Regions from separate parts of the Homo sapiens genome. Here region 1 is linked to region 2. Evidence: chromatin loops called from intact Hi-C (ENCODE). Cell type or tissue: A673. All regions are shown on one strand. Each heading gives the region's core, and the rest is flanking DNA. Links, peaks and the distances in the headings are about the cores only. Region 1 overlaps TMEM135 (transmembrane protein 135). Region 2 overlaps TMEM135 (transmembrane protein 135).

The links. Peaks named below come from ENCODE experiments on the same cell type or tissue, not always from the same donor. Only the 100,000 strongest peaks of a DNase experiment are listed, where the experiment ranks them.
Region 1: it touches region 2 in a loop (3-fold over the local background); 2 of 110 quality-filtered maps call a loop at or near these places.

What each region holds. Positions count from the first base shown.
Region 1 is chr11:87,255,898-87,264,664 of GRCh38, reverse strand. All of the region lies in intron 6 of TMEM135 (transmembrane protein 135), which reads right to left. It also overlaps the pseudogene LOC101929104. Among named protein-coding and RNA genes, the nearest start is that of TMEM135, 220 kb to the right of the region's middle. In A673, for the core only: no CTCF peak of the experiment used is centred there; a DNase peak (open chromatin) is centred at 3,684; H3K27ac peaks cover 2,463 bases.
Region 2 is chr11:87,189,953-87,198,719 of GRCh38, reverse strand. The region is part of intron 5 of TMEM135 (transmembrane protein 135); the gene reads right to left. Among named protein-coding and RNA genes, the nearest start is that of TMEM135, 160 kb to the right of the region's middle. RefSeq lists a silencer at 1,886-2,086. In A673, for the core only: no CTCF peak of the experiment used is centred there; DNase peaks (open chromatin) are centred at 2,079, 3,099, 3,519 and 3,939; H3K4me3 peaks cover 1,277 bases; H3K27ac peaks cover 2,500 bases.

The DNA of each region.
Region 1 (8,767 bases), core at 2,173-4,672, 66 kb before region 2:
TGTAGAGATTAAACAGCTGAAATTCTTAAAATGTACAGACTGCATTCAAATAAGTCTTCAATACATATCTGAATACATTTCATAAGAAAAAGTGATCAATTCATGATAAAAGATCAGGAGCGATTATAAACATATGCTAATGCAAAGTATAGTTCCTTCCTACTAAAAAGAAACTATCAATAATATATAAACAGTAACATAAATTTAATTTGGATCTAAAATACCATTTATCTACATACTTGTCAAACTTAAAATGACATGACTAATAATGTTAGGTGCCATAGTGGATTACTAGTTACTTCCTAGACATTATAAATTAAAGTAAAAGCAGAAAACAAACAACAAAAAAAAAGAAAAGAAAAAGAACAGAAAAGAAAAGTGAGATTGGGGAGGAGAGGAGAAAAAAAGAGAGAGAGAGACTGAAACATAGACAGAGATCATAGACATCTGACTACAAAGTAGCTTTTATCCTCTTTTCTAGTTTAAAACCTAGTCACAATAAAGGAATTTCAAAAATTTTTAACAGCACTAATTAGAAATATTTACTATTTCAAATAGAAAGATAAAGCATTCCATGACATGGTATGATATTTCCACTACAGTTTAAACTATGTCATATGTAAAATCCAAAATATACATTAAGAATTTTTTTACCAAACTTCTATCTTCCTTAATTTCTAGGTTTTTCATTTAATTTCATATTTCCTTTCTAAAAGGCTTGCCATCACAATGTGGTATTTACGAGTACAAAAATAATACTGGGTCTATTTGCCATGTCCCTCACATAAATTTCAAAATATTCAATTGTTTTAAAATAATTAATGGTATTTGAAAGTAAATTATGCAAAAATTCCACTTCTGTCTCTGCCACTAACTGCTGTGTGATCTAAGAAAAGCTACAAAAATTTTTCACGTTCATTTTCTTCACCAGAAAATAGACAATGCTTATTACATAATCTCTACTTTGCTTCATACTCTAAAACCCTATGATTCTGTGAAACTTAAGTATTGGTATTATTCACTTTAGAGAATAACACTTTTATTTATGAAATGTTGCAACATACTGGACTAAAAAGAACACTAAATCAGCTTACAGTTTATGAATTTTTGAACTTCAGTTACTTTTAATACGTAAGAATCAAGACATATGTCAAATATGTCAACCAGTTCCTAGAGTAAAAGTATGAGTGAAGTCTGGCTCTACTAGGATAAATAATGAGCCAAAGCAAAAATGGTAGGAGCCAAATCTTGACAGCTTTAAGACATGGAAAAAATTCTAAAGGAATGGAGAAGAGGACAGTGATGATGATATTGCAGTAACAAAATATGAAGAATCAGAATTTAGCAAATATTTTCAAAATGTGCTCTTCACAGTAACAGTTCTTGTATCCAATCTCCATTTAAGAGATTAAATAGGACAAATTTATCTTAGTTTCCTTATTTTCTCTGTAAATATTCTAATATGCACATTGATTGCTCAAAAATAAAACACTACTCCAAATAGGACCACATACACCTCTCTTCATATTAGTTGTTACATGCTTGTCAAGACTCAGCTGTATTTGTCCCCAAATGTGTTCATGTCAGTTGTACTTCTTAATGTAATTACGTAACTGGCTTACATATTACATAAAACAAAAAGGAAGAAAGGTTTTTTTTTTCCATGAAAACTGAGTTGAATGCTTTGAAAAGACAATATCTTATAACAAAAACAACTCAGAACTCCACCTAGGCAACTCATACTCACAAAAAACGCCTTGGTAAATGAGCAGATATGTATGTGCTAAATTGAAATAAAGTACTTAATGTATACATGTATCCAATATTTTGTAGACAATGTTAATAGAAACAAATCTCATGCTACTGCTATGAAGACAGCCTTCCTTGCATAGATTTTTGTCCCCTCCGCTCACGGCTCAAAATGAAGATATGGGGAGCTGAACTTCCCCAACTGCCCCCACAGACCTGCAGCATGAAACAGAGCTGGCCAGATAATTGGCTTGCTGTTATATGCCACTCAGATTTTATGGTTGTGTTTACAGTAGCTGATTGATACAACAATATAACAGGAAGGAACAAACATTAATAGCATGTAAAGAGCTCCTACAAATCAGAGCAATAAATTTAAAAATAAAAAATAGGTAGAGGTAGGAAATCGAAATGGCTAATAAACCAATGAAAAGGTGTTCCACCTCAAAGTACAGCAAAAATGAGGTATTACCTACATTTTAGATGATTTGACTGACAAAAAGATAAAAATTACCAACATAAACTAGGATGTAGGAATCAATAAGCACTCTTGGAGCGAAAATACATGGATACTGCCTTTTTTGGAGGACAATCTGGCAATATCTATTAACATTAAATATGTCTAGTACATTTGAACCAGCGAATCCATTTGTAGCTAAGTATCTAACCTATCAATAATATATAAACAGTAACATAAATTTAGAAATACTGGAACAGGAGCACAAAGATATTTTAAAAACAATGTTCATGGTTGTACAGTTTGCAACAACGAAAACCTGCAAATAGTGTAAATGTCTGTTGAGAAGGTTTAAATACTTATTTATAGATTTTTTTTGCAGCCCCTAAAAACAATGAGGATATGTACTGACATTTGGATAGAATCCGAAGATGCATTATTAAATAGAAAAACACTACAGAACAATATATAATTTGTGATCTCATTTTTAAAAATATAAACATAGGTACAAAGGTATGTATAGAAATAATTCTGTGTTGAACCTGATGGCTCATGTCCACAATCTCAACACTTTGGCAGGCCAAGGCAGGCCGATTCCTTGAACCCAAGAGTTCTAGACCACCCTGAGCAACGTAAGGGGATCCCGCCTCTAAAAAACAAAACTAAAAAATTAGACAGGAGTGGTGGTGCACACATGTGGTCCCAGCCACCCAGGAGGCTGAGGTGGGAGGACTGCTTAAGGCCAGACGTTTGAGGCTGCAGTGAGTCATGACTGTGCCACTGCACTCCAGGGTAAATGAAAGCGAGTCTCAAAAAAAAAGAATTCTAGAAGGATATATGCAAACTGTTAAGATGGTTTGAACTAAAAAGAGAGAAGTACAAAGAGGGAGGTATATAAAGGGGTGAGAATTTTCCATTTTTATTATTTATACTTTTGCATTGTTTGAATTTTTAAATGAAACTGTATTATTTATACAATTAACAAAATTTTAAAAAGAAACGGAGACTTCTAATTTTTTTGTTTCACACATTAATTAACGAGAAATTTTGGATAAGAAAAGTCTCTATTTTATCAATTCATCTACTAAATAATTAACAGACTCATGATTTCTAACCCACATAGAAGATTTGTAGTTAAAACTGGGTAATAAATCAAGGCAGAATATGTATTTTGGCAAAATATACATAAGGAAATATTAAAGGAGGTTGGCGCTGAGAAGAAAGGAAGAGGGAGGGGAAAGAGACCTGATAATCTTTGACCTTCTAAAGTAATTATATGAATAGCTATTTTCTGTTTTAACTGAGAAAATTCCCATTACAGAAATTCAAGATGTTGAGAAAAACGTCTTGACTCTACTTGTTGTGAGGTACTAGAATAGGTTGCCAAGAGAAGCAGTGGAATTAAATTCTCTGGAATTTCTTAAAATTACAGATTCTAAAGACAATTACAGAAGTTATTTCCTGATGTGACTTATGGCTCTGCTATTCAGAGTGTGACACGAGGACCAGAACTAGCATCGCCTGGGAGAGTGTTGGAACTACTGAAGCTCACATCCCACCCCAGACCTACTGAATCTTAATCTGCATTTTTAAAAGATTCAATGTTAAAGTTTGGGAACTGCTTTATAGCCCTTACATCAGACATTTAAATTTGTAACAGTTTATTAACAACAACTGCACATTAGGAATCAATAAAGAGAAATACCTCATTTGATTAAAAAAAAAAACCTTTCTTTTTCATCCTTATCAGTACTATTTCTGTTTTCCCAAAGAACAATAAAAAATTAATGCCCTATTTTATTAGGCCTATTTCTTTTAAGAAGGTAAAAGCTCCATCAGTCTAACTCGCATTTACTCACACAGTTTTTGTTAAATATTATAATGTAACAGAAAATTAAAAGGGATGTAATACAAATCCAAAAAAAAATAGATAATAAATTCAGGAAAGTGACCGGAATTTTAATGATTATAGACTTCTTAGCATTCAAGTAATTTCAACAAGTTAGGCTTGCTATAATAAATGTCTCTACGTGTTTCATATCAGTAGAAGTTGCTGGTGGTTTTCAAAAGTGAGATAAGGAAAGCCTTATCTTTCATAAGAATCCCTGAAAATATCTTACAATGACACCCTGCAAGGAAGGTTCATCCACAATATTAGAATTTGGAATTATCAAATACAACAAACATTTTTTAACATTCAAGGAAGAAACAGAAGTTAACAATTGTGTTTCCAATAATAGAACTGGATGCTTTTGTGATAATAAAAGAAATCTAACCTGATAAGCTCAATTGTTTTCCACTGTCTGATTTTTAATATTATTCTTGTTCTGAACATGCCCAAAGAGCTCAAAACCATAAAAATTGCATAATCCATTTCAGTGATCAAATCACTTTAGAAAGCATTTGAGAGCAGCTGAGATTCAGAGGTCCTAAGCTGTCACAAAGCTTGAAAACCCAAAGCTGTGTTCTCCTCCTCTTTACATTTTGCATTTGAGGATGACAGGAACATGATAAACAGCCAGCACTCAGCCACCATCAAGGCCCTACCAGTACAAAGAGGCTTTGTGATTAACAAGGGAAAATAAAAAAGGGAAGAGACCCACTTTTTCCTTCCTCTAGGGAAGACGCTAGACAGAGATGACTGAAATTTTAGAACTTAAAAGCTTCTCCCATTTCTATTAGCTCACTTTGCAGGTAAACATTTTCCTGGCTCAGTGACTCAATCACACATCTGAAACAAAATGTGCTGAAAATTGATAATGGTGGGAAAATATTCTGTTTTGCTGTGAATTTTAGATGAACTTGTATATCGATGGTGTACTTTCTCTCCCAATGATCCCATTCACTGAAACTATACAACATGAAAAATAAGCCTCCAAATATGGATGTTTTATTTGAAGTTTTAAGGATGTAGACTGGAATAAGGCCAAAAAATTTCCATTTGTGCTATCTATGCTAATTCTTAAAAATGTCTGAAATAGACCCATGGAAGAGGAAAAAAATGTAACATGATATATATATGTAGTGTGTGTGTGTATTCCCGCTCTACACGCGTACACACATACACATATACACACACACATAAAATTTCCTTCTGGGTGTTGTCATTCATTTCAAAAATTATCCATGGCAAGTACAGTGGTTTGGAAATATCTTTTCCCTATCCTTTTTTTCCACTTCTGGTGTCCCCTACAGCCATGGCCGCTGTCGCAGGGGAACCCCTATCCCCGGAGGAATTGCTCCCAAAAGGCGACGTGGAGAAGACTAAGGAGGAGTTGGAGGAGGACGACGAGGAGAAGCTAGATGAGACCTGGTCGGAGAGACTATGGGGCCTGATGGAGATGTTTCCGAAGAGGGTCCGGTCTGCGGCCAGAACCTCTTCTTTCTCTCCCTCTTTGTGGCTCACAAAATGTACAGGTTTCCCAGGGCAGCCGTGTGGATTGGGACCACTTCCTTTATGATCCTGGTTCTTCCCGTTGTCTTTGAGACTGAGAAGATGCAAACCGAGCAACAGCAGCAACTGCAGCAGCAGCAGATACTTCTAGGGCCTAACACAGGGCTCTCAGGAAGAATGCAAGGGGCTCTTCCTTCACTTCCTGGAAAGATCTAGATTGTTACTGCCGTATATGAGCTGTCTCCGTGGGAGAAGTCAGAAATTCAATTGTGTTTGAACTGCTGATTATTTGGATTTTTTTTTAACTTTGGCACATTGATCCATCTAAACCTGGTGGGAAGAAATCTCCCCACATTGTCTCATGAAGAGACTTAATTGCAACTGTGCCCTCCACACTATCCTGACTTACTTCAGTCTTCACTCTGATACCACAGTGCAGCCATGCAAATGGTTATTCCAGCTCTGGCCACACACTCTTTTCACAAAATTGCTCCTAACTGGAAGATCTCACTTTCTCCTGTGGGGTAGGAACTGACACCAGTGGGAGGGATGTGCCCCTGACCATTAATGACTGCTTTCTTTTTTTTCCTTAAAGAATGGAGCTGTTGGGGAGGGACATGCACACAATGTAAAACAGACAAAATGCATTACAACTGTGGTGTAATGTGGCCACTATGAATCCCTATGTATAAGAGGAAAGAGGCTGGCTGCAGCTTTAGCCACAGGATGGGGACTGGGGAAGACAGAGCAGGAGCTCATTTCCTCTGCACATTTTGGCTGTTAGATTTGTGTGTGTGTTTAAAAAAAGAGAAGCCAGTGCTCATTTTTTGTATTTAAATATTAAAAGTGATTCCAACTGAAAAAAAAAAAGGCTTTTCCCCAAAATAAACACAGAATACAGTAAAATAATTATTGTGTAAAATATAATCAATATCAATATATAATCAAATATATATAATATATGCAGAAAATATAATCAAGTTATTAACTGATTATATTTCTAAAGACTATAAATGTAATTTCTATTCATACTAAATTGGAATGTATTCTTAGAAAGGGACTTAGACGTACATATGGTATAGGAAGTACGTGCTTGTGGTCAGTTTGTATCTGGCAATCTGTGACTTAATTTTGATCAAGAATGTGCCAGATTTATATTTAAAAATACATTCACAGTTTTATTGAGATACCATTGAAATATTATACAATTCACTATCTAAACTGTATCAGTCAGTGGTTTCTGGTATATTCAGACTTGTGCAGCCATCACCACAATTACTTTTAGAACATTTTCATCAACCCTAAAAAAAACCCTTACCCATTAATAGTCATTCCCTACACTCCCAACTCCCCTAGGCCACCAATCTAATTTTTATCTCTACAGATTTTTCTATTCTGGACATTTTTGATAAATAGAATCATATAAATATGACGTTTACAGCTTAGATTTAAATAATAAAAACAACTAACATTTATTGAGTGCTTACTATGCAGTAGATATTCAATACAATAACCCCATGAGGTAAGTACTATTATTATCCCCACTGAAGACGAGAAATGTGAGGCACAAAGAGGCTACATAACTTACCCAAAGTCACAAAACAAGTAAGATGGAGAAGGATTTGAACCAACACAGCTGAACCCCAGAGTTCCCTCTCAACTACACTATAGTGTCTTTTGATTACCTCCGACACAGAACTTAAACAAAAGAAAATAACAGAAAGAAAGAATCAGGCTTGAGAAAGACACAGTGAGTTATAGCATAGCCCAATGAGTTATAGCACCTCACAAGCAGTAAAGCAAACAGTTAAATTTAACTGCTTCAAATTTGAGCATCTGTATCAGTAAAGTCTCATCTAAGAACTTTCTGTGATTAGTAATAATGCTCCTTAAACAAGAAGCAGACAGCATGCAAAAGAGGATTCCAGAACTCGAAAGGATATAATGTTTGGATGTTTAGTCACACTCAACATTGCTAAGAGTTATCACCAGTTTCTTAGTGAAGAACTGAAGATTAGTATAAGAATCCATTTCTAGGGTTTATATGGAAATACAAAGGCATATAATCATATAGCCTACATAATATAATCTCATTTGAGAAGCTGAAAGACATATATACACATATACACATACACATACACACACACAAATGTGTGGAAGGAGAGAGGAAAGAAGTGAAGGCAGGAGGAAAGAAAGGGGCAAAGGAGGGAGGAAAAGAGGAAGAGTGAGGGCAAGCAGGACCAACAGACAGATAGAGGCATAGCCAACAGACTAAAAGTATACAAACAAAGCTGGTAGTTACTTGTCTTTGAAAGAAGAGATTATGGGTGATAATTATTATTATTTTGTTCAATCATATTTGCTCATTTTTCCACAATGAGCAAAAGACATGTTTTTGCCCCCAAAAAATCACTTTAATATAATCTTAATTTGAGGCCATTGTCCTCTAAAATACTCTACAGAACTCCAGTTATTGACTTTAATTCACAGGGCATCATGTCTCTATATGAAGCTTCCTCATTCTCAATGAATCTTTTTATATTCATCATAAATTCCCAAATTAAAAAATATTTTGAGGAATCATACTACATATTACAACATAATTTAAGTAAACAAACCCAAAAGTTAATTCTTTAAGGTATCTGCATTTTTTCATCTTTTCATAGCGAACCGCTTCCAACTTCTGAATTTATAATTTGCAAATTATATCTTATTCCAAATAACTTTAATCTCATATTTTCAAAATCAGATTATATTTATATCTCAAGCCTAAATGAGGTGGAATTAGTTGTAATTAAAACTGAGGTATAAAGGTATGTAAGTTTATATAGTTGGAATCACTTATTTTGGCTAATATAATGGATCCTCTAATAATATTTAAACATAAAGCGACATTTAGTTTAAAAGTAAATTCAAATAAGTTTATAACTTCAAAACCTCATTTTAAAAGACATCCATTAAAAGGTTGTCCTAACATGGAGACAGGGAGTAATCTACCCCTTAGGGTAATAGGCAGGTCTTGAGGTCAATGTTTTTAATAGATCCCTGAAACATCAATGTATTTCATTATAAAGTTAAAAAGTTATTCCCAGTTTTGTAACTTACCAACCAGATGATATACTAGCAAATTCTGGGAAAATAATGTCTTATAGCTACATTGAAGATAC
Region 2 (8,767 bases), core at 2,045-4,544:
GCAAAAAAAAAAGAAAAGAGAGGGAGGGAAGAAATTGGAGGAAGTAAGAGAGGGAAGGAGGAAACAGGGAAAAGAGAAGAGAGGGAGAGGAGAGAAAGAGGAGATGGAAAGGAAGAGGAAGCAAGGAGAATGAGAGAGAGGGGAGCGGAGAGGGGAGGGGAGAGGGGAGGGAGGAGGGAAGGGAGGAGTGGGGGAGAAACAGAGCGGGGAGGAGAGGGAAGGAAAAACCAACTAACAAAAAACAACCTCAGACAACAGACATTTTCAGCTCAGGAAGTACCCTTATTAACTTTTTTGTTGCTGACTTTGTTTTGTTCTGTTTTGTTTTTCCCTAGAATACTCTAAGGGTTTTGAAGGGTTTCCAAGGATCCTGCTCTTGGAATACCAAAACCCTCCATCCAAAAACAACAGATCTGAAAGAGGTATCCTAATACAAATGTGTAGTAAAATAAATTGTAAAACGGATTTTGACATACATTCTTACTCAAATATGGGAACTAAAAAACTTTAATCTCATGTACATAAAGAATAGAACTGAGGAGGATGGTTGGGAGGATGTTTGATAACAGACTAGTGTGACTATATTTAGCAACAGTATTATGTATATTTAAAAATAACAAGAAGAGAGGGCTTGAAATGACACCAACACATAAAAATGATAAACACTCAAGGTGATGGATACCCCAAATATTCTGACTTGATCATTACGTGTAAGAAATACTCACATGTAGCCCATAAAGATTTACAACTATTATGTACCTAAAAAAATAAAAATAAAAAAGTATCCAAAAACTAAAAATAAAAATAGATAAATATTTTCTAAATGGATTTTGAGATGGAATTAATTTAACTGTTTTCCCAATAAATAAAATATACATTTTCTTCTCTGATAACATACAAATAAAAAAAACTTTTTAGTAACTTTTTCATTCTAAGTAGCATTGCATTTATATGATATCCCTAATAAGTGAATTTGCAAAACATACATCAAATAATTAAATATGAAATTAGGATTTAAACTTAGACTCATGCCAACGCATAGCCTCAAGTGACATTTTTTTTTTGCTAAGCTACACATAAAACCACACTGGCCATAAGTAAACCATGACAATAATAAAAAAACTACCAATTTTAACAGAATTGGAAAGTCCCATCATAAAGAAATCTATCAATAGAAGAAATTTAGCAAATTGCACTTAGTAACTTCAGACACAATTCTGTATCTAATGTCAAATTACAGGTTACCATCTCCTTTCTAGATTCTGATATACAAATATTTAGGCATCCAATAGCTTAAGATGCTTCCTGTTTTATGGGACAACACAAAGGAATTTAGTGTTTTTCCATTTATACTACTTCATAACTCTGTATGAGAGTCTGATACGTTTTACCCTTTATGCCGAATTAGAATTTCTTGCATTAAATTAAAAGAATATGTACTCGTCCAGCTATTGCACCTTCTGTTTATATCAGGAAACTTCTAAACATAATAGAATTATGTACAAAATGCCATGGAAATTTACAGAAAGGAGCATCTTAGCCTTAGAAAATATTTGTTATACTCTGAATTGGAAACCTAGTACAGACATCTTGTATTTTTTTCTAAAGAAAAAAAGTAAAAATTTTAATGCTGTTTGTCTAAAGACAAAAATAGCCTACATCTGAATTTCCTTTATTTTGGTACTATAAGTTTTGCTAATTTTTTTTCATTAGGAGAAATGTAACTATGTTTCATCAGTATCTCACCAATGCTCTAAATTGCTAGTTTATAAACACCAATATTTAACATCAGCAAAGGTTAAGAGATCCAAAATACGTATCCATTCTTAAAGTAATTTAAATTCAATTTTGGATAGTAACTTTTTAAAAAATTCTAAATACTTTTACAAGCCACTAAACATACACAGTGGATTATCCCACTTGGAAGATTATGCGTTAAAGTCTGAAAGTTCATGTTTTCATTGAAAATTTCACTGGCTCTGGTCTCTATCTTATCAGAAAGTCAGGAAATTCTGAATAAGTGGCTAGAATGTACATAAGTATATTTGAAGTCTACTTCCTGACAACTCCAAAAAGATCTTCCTGTAAAACTAAGCCTCAATTTCAGGTTCCCCCCATCAAATTCCCTAAAAATAATATTCCCCACTATAAACAAGAGAAAAAGAAAACAGTCTACTGCCAGGCATCTAAGCCTGATGTAGAAAAATGACAACAATTTTTAGGACCAAAAGATTTGCATATCCTAAAATAAACATGTAAATTTTTGGAACTTGATCACTTTTTAATAGTATTTCCTCAGCATCTGTGCCAAACTAAGTTAATTTCTTAGAAATTTTTTTTAAAATGTGTTAAATGATACTGTAACCTTAATAATCTTCATTTTTATTTTAAGCATATCAAATTAAAATATGAATATACCTGCAATATTTAATCAAATATTTAAGTTCAGAATTTGCAGACATTTCACCATTGCAAAGGATGATGAGTGTTACAATTCACTTTTTAGCACAAAATCCTAAAATATTTCCCCCAAAATCTGTCACAAATATTGTTCCAACATAATTTTACTCTCTCACTCAAATTATAAAGGAACATTTTAAAAACTGGTTTGTTTTCTTGGGTAATAATTCCAGCAAACAAAATGGTATCATTCCATACAAGTTTATAACTGCCATAAAATAGTCTCGCACAGATACTATGTAAAATTTTGGAACTTGATCACTTTTTAATAGTATTTCCTCAGCATCTGTGTCAAACTAAGTTAATGGTATCATTCCATACAAGTTTATAACTGCCATAAAATAGTCTCGAACAGATACTACATACTGTTTTTAAAAAACCACCATAAACTATTACCCAAATGCTTTTCTTTAAATGTCTTCAAATTTTACTCATTATTAATAACATCGAACATCAACATTGACAGGCACACCCTAAGCAACTGTAGGATGAAAATAACAGGCATGCAAAAACAATTTTTACTCGTGTGAAGTAAGAAAATGACTTTTTCGTCTGGGCACAGTGGCTCATGCCTGTAATCCCAACGCTTTGGGAGGCGGAGGCTGGCAGATTGCCTGAGGTTGGGAGTTCGAGAACAGCCTGACCAACATGGAGAAACCCCGTCTTTACTAAAAATACAAAATTAGCCAGCTGTAATCCCAGCTACTCGACTGGCTGAGGCAGGAGAACCGCTTGAACCCGGGAGGTGGAGATTGCGGCGAGCTGAGATCATGCCATTGCACTCCAGCCTGGACAACAAGAGTAAAACTCCGTCTCAAAAACAAGAGAGAAAGAAAGAAAGAGAGAAACAGAGAGAGAGAGAGAGAGAAGGAAGGAAGGAAGGAAGGAAGGAAGGAAGGAAGGAAGGAAGGAAGGAAGGAAGGAAGGAAGGAAGGAAGGAAGGAAAGAGAAAGAAAGAGAAAATGACTTTTTCAATTATACAAATTAAAATTCATCATTCTTGTCAGAATCATATTTTAAAAAAAGAAAAAGAAGACAGGGGAGAAGGAAAGAAAGACATTTGACAGTAAATAAATTACCTAAATTTGGATGGTTGGATTTGCATTCGATGTCTTGCAAAGAATACTCATGTTTCTTGGTAAAACAAACATAATTCAGATTTTAATAAGCTTCCTTCAGATAACACATAAAGAAGACTAAATTTTTAATGTATGTTTCACACTTTAAATAAAAGGCATGCTTTGTTTCTAAAAAGTAAAATGTATAATGCTGATATGGTTTTAAAATTTAAAAAGTTAGAAACAAGCATTCATTAAGTAACATATATGCATCATTTTAGTAAGAAAATATAATTCATCCATTTATGAGTTTATGTAAAAGATAACCTCATGACACAGTATCAAGAAATTAGCAAGATACCTATAATTTCCTTTAAAAAAATGCCACAACATTGACTTTCACGAGAGCTCTAAGTACACTGGATTTAGTTAGGTTTTCCCTTCTCTATTTCCATACTTACAGCAACTACTGACTTCAAAGAGAATTATGGAAGATGAACAGAGAATATGAAGAGCAACAGGAATCTTGTTCAATATAATAAATTAGGAACAAGAAGGCAAAAATTTTAACCAGAGTTTTTATGGGTGCTTTAATTTGTATATTTTATGATAACCAAGTTTTCCACTGTATATACACATACATACAAATACACAACACACACACACATACACAGGTATTATTATTCTTTAAGAAGGTGGAACTATAAAATGTAGAATAAACTATACTGTACAAGTAAATAGTAGTAAAGATCTGACACAGGATAGTACAAGAGAATTTCAAAAGTCTTTGCCCACTAAACGATTTGAGATTTTTTCATTTGCAGAATAGTATACAGTTAGCTGGACTAAAATACTGCAAACTTTAGCATAAGTAAGAGTGCTTTTTAAGTTCAACCACAGCTGCCAGTTGTCTTGTGGAGGTATTTTGTTGATTTTAAGAATACGTGCAAGAAACAGCAGCTTTCCCAGCACTTCAGTCAACAAAGATCTACATTTACCAATTTTTTTTTAACTTGTGCAGAAAATATGTTGTCTTTTGTGTGGAGCCACAGTTTCTTTTTCATTAAATGAAATGGAAGTAAAATCCATTAAAAGGCTTAAAATTCACACAGGAACAAACTCTTTTAAATGTGTTTAACTGATTCAAAACATTTTATGAAGATTTTAAAGAATAAACATGAATGTCATGAACATTACTACATTAATCTTCTCTGCTAGTAAGTGAAAAAAGCAAAGATAACAAGCCTATGGCTTACCACAAAAATTCTTTATCACAGTCCACAGCAATACTTCAATGCACACAAATTAAATAAATGTATTGTGTATCTACTGTATCCTAGCATGATCATAGGCCTATTAAAAAATTCAAAACAAGTATAATGTATGACTTCATATATACATACAAATATATATGTTTATATAATATATAATATAATATATAAGAATATATATGGTCTTTAAGTGAACAATTCAAGACTTAAATCTGAACCAACTAAAGAAAAAATTTAAAAAACCTAACTGAGTTCTTAATTCTTTATTTCTGATTACACATTGAAAAGAGAAGTCAGATATTCTTAATTACATAAGCCACAAAATCAAAAGCTTAACAATTATTCCCTGGGTACTTAGAAGAAATTAACAGTTATCCCCCCACCAAAAACAGTGATTTTCAATTCTCACTACCAAATTAAAGTAATTTCATATCTGGAGTCTCATCAATATTTAGCTCTTGGGAAAAATAAATGGGAAAATAAAACAGAAGAACCTGAAAATTTTGCAGATTACAAGGAAAATGGATAAAAATTAGCAGAGGCTAAACTAAATAACAATCTGTATCTTAATCTATATGAAAACTCTAGATTAAGTGATTTGATAAATTTGTCTTATAATTTTCAAGTATCTCCTAAATATTTCTTGAATCAGATCTCACCACCACTACACCCCCACTTAGAATCTGCTAGACACAAGCTCCTCAAGAGCAGGTACCTTGTTGTCTCCACTCCACTGCTGTGTATCACTCAGTCTTAACTTAATGATGGCCTATTATATATGATGAAAAAAGAAATGAATACACAAAAAATGACAATTTTTTTTTTTGAGATGGAGTCACCCAGGCTGGAGTGCAGTGGTGCAATCTCAGCTCACTGCAACCTTTGCCTCCCAGGTTCAAGTGATTCTCCTGCCTCAGCCTCCCAAGTAGCTTGGACTACAGGTGGGTGCCACCAGGCCTGGGTATTTTTTATATTTTTAGTAGAGACGGGGTTTTCCCATGTTGGCCAGGCTGGCCTTGAACTCCTGATCTCAAGTGATCTGCCCACCTTTGCCACTGAAAGTGCTGGAATTACAGGCGTGAGCCACCATGCCCGGCAAACCAAAATATTTATTAAAAGCAGTATACACGGCTCACCCACACATACAATCACATTCTTATAAATATGTAAACTGGTTTTATTAAAAATGAATTTGTACCAGCCTTTATAAACAGTAATAGATCTAGAAACAAAAATTCAAATTGTTTTATCAAATTACATGGAATAAAGCTTATTTCTCTTATTTATAAATAAAATAATAGCTGATATCTTCAAGTAGCACACACATTTCAAAAGAACATAGGCGGTTTTTTGAAAACTCTTACATTCACTCATATTTACCTAATTGCCTTCAAAAACAAGTTAAAACACAAACATGGGTAAAACAAGTTTACTTCTCTTTAAAGAACTGATAAACTTCTGATGTTTGCCTTTATATAACATACATAAATACGTAATTCATTTTATTCCTATTGACTTACAGCAAAAAAAAGAAACAATCTTCTGAATATAAATTTGTCTTTAAAATTTAACCTAAAAAATACTGAAATTGGTACCAGAAATGGCCTTAAGAAAGACAGACATCTACATAAATCAATTATAAAAGAAATAGAAGTGGCTCATGCCTGTAATCCCAGCACTTTGGGAGGCCAAGTTGGGCGGATCACGAAGTTAGGAGATCGACACCATCCTGGCCAACATGGTAAAACCCCGTCTCTACTAAAATACAAAAAAAAAAAAAAATTAGCTGGGCACGGTGGCACATGCCTGTAGTCCCAGCTACTCGGGAGGCTGAGGCAGGGGGATCGCTTGATCCCAGGAGGTGGAGGTTGCAGTAAGCCCAGATCGCGCCACTGCACTCCAGCCTGGAGCAAGACTCCATCTCGAAAAAAAAAAAAAAAAAAGAAAAGAAAAGAAAAGAAACAAAAGAAATAGAAAAACCAGTAATAGAGCTCTCAAAAAAATGCCCCACGTCCAGATGACTTCTCAGGAGAATGCTAGCATACTTTTTAAAAGTATAAACTCCCAATGCTACTTTAAAATTATTCCAAAAACATAGATAATAAGGAAAACTTCTAAGTTATGTCTTTAAAGTGAGTATATAACACTGATCCCCAAACCTAAAAACAAGGCAGTCAAAAAGAAACTACACAACACATATCAATTGTCAACACTGTTGCAAACAATTCCGAATAATAGACTCTAACAGGAAATGCTTAGAAATCATATATGATGATCATCGTGGTTTTAAAATATATCCCACAAATTCTTCACTTCTTCCTTCCAAAGGTAGTAGAATCTAATTCTTCCCTGCCCCAAAGTGTTGACTGTACTTAGTGAATCGCTCCTAATGAATAGAATGGTGGCTCACACTTGTAATCCCAGCACTTTGGGAGGCCGAGGCAGGCAGATCACGAGGTCAAGAGATCGAAACCATCCTGGCTAACACTGTGAAACTCTGTCTCTACTAAAAATACAAAAATATTAGCCGGGCGTGGTGGCGGGCACCTGTAGTCCCAGCTTCTCAGGAGGCTGAGGCAGGAGAATGGTGTGAACCCAGGAGGCGGAGCTTGCAGTGAGCCGAGATCGTGCCACTGCACTCCAGCCTGGGTGAAAGAGCGGGACTCTGTCTCAGAAAAAAAAAAAAATACTGCCAAAGTAAGGGTGTGTGACTTCTGATATCAGGAGATAATAGACATTGTGGCTTCCTCCTTGCCCTATCTTAGGACACTCACTCTAGAGGACATAAGGACGAAGCAAACTTATGGAGAGGTCAAGCTGGTGAGGAACTAAGGCCTCCTTGCAACCAGCCGGCAAGGAATTAGAGTTTTGTGTCAACGGCTATGTGAATGAGCGATTTTGGAAGATTCATAAGAACCTATGTTGCAAATTAGTAAACTATAGTATGGAATAATGAAGAATAAAACAACTGTAGTTAATGAACCAAGTAAAATAAAAGTAGTGGTTATGTTGATATGCAAATACATATTATCCAAAAACTGGTAACCAGCAAAGAAAATTTTAAAATAGTATATTGTCTGTGAATATACAATTTAAGTATACATGAAGACAAAAAAATAGTAAGATCGAGAAATATCTATTGCAAAAATAATAAACTCATTGGTTACACAACCTAGACCACAATAGAAAGTCAGGAAGACATCAAATATCTGCTGCTGTCTTTCTCTTTCAGGTCACTCTCCAAGGACCTTCTGCTCTGATTCTGTGATACTGGTAGCCTTCAGGAATCTCCTTCATATTAATGCTAGCTTCCTTAACATTAATGACAAATAGTTTACCTAGCACTTTAAAGTTTTTTTTTTAAGGCAACTTTGTCTCACAGTGATTGCCAACAAATACCTACAGAGAGTTACCTTTTTAAAAATATCTTAGAAATTTCAAGACTTCTAAGTATTTTAGAAGTTTCAAATTTTCCAATTATTAAAACACCATTGAAAAAGAAAAAAACTAAGAAAAAGTTTGCTTGATTCTTGTTTAAAATTCTCTCTCCTTCTCTCTCCCTCTCTCTCACCGAACACCATCATTACCACTACTTCTCTTTTAACCAGATGGTTTTCTGTTTTCCATGGCATTATCTACAATAATCCTCACAGACAGCAACCAAAAATAAAGTGGAAGTAGTCAGTGACAGTACTTCACAGAGATGCTGATTATGTTTATCAGGGAGTAGTAAGAGCTTTGAAGTCTGGAGGAAAATCTATAAAGAAGCAAGAAAGAATTTGACAAGTAGAACCTATTTCACAAGATTATTAAATAAAGTATATGAGATTTTTGTAAGAGTTCTCTTAGAAATCAGATTCAAAAGTATCATAAAGCAGTTCCTTTTTCTACATGACTGATTTAAAAAGAAAAGTGCTGATTTTGTATCTACTGTTCTGTCTTTGGCCTTTCCAAATGATTTTTTATTTTATGTATTTT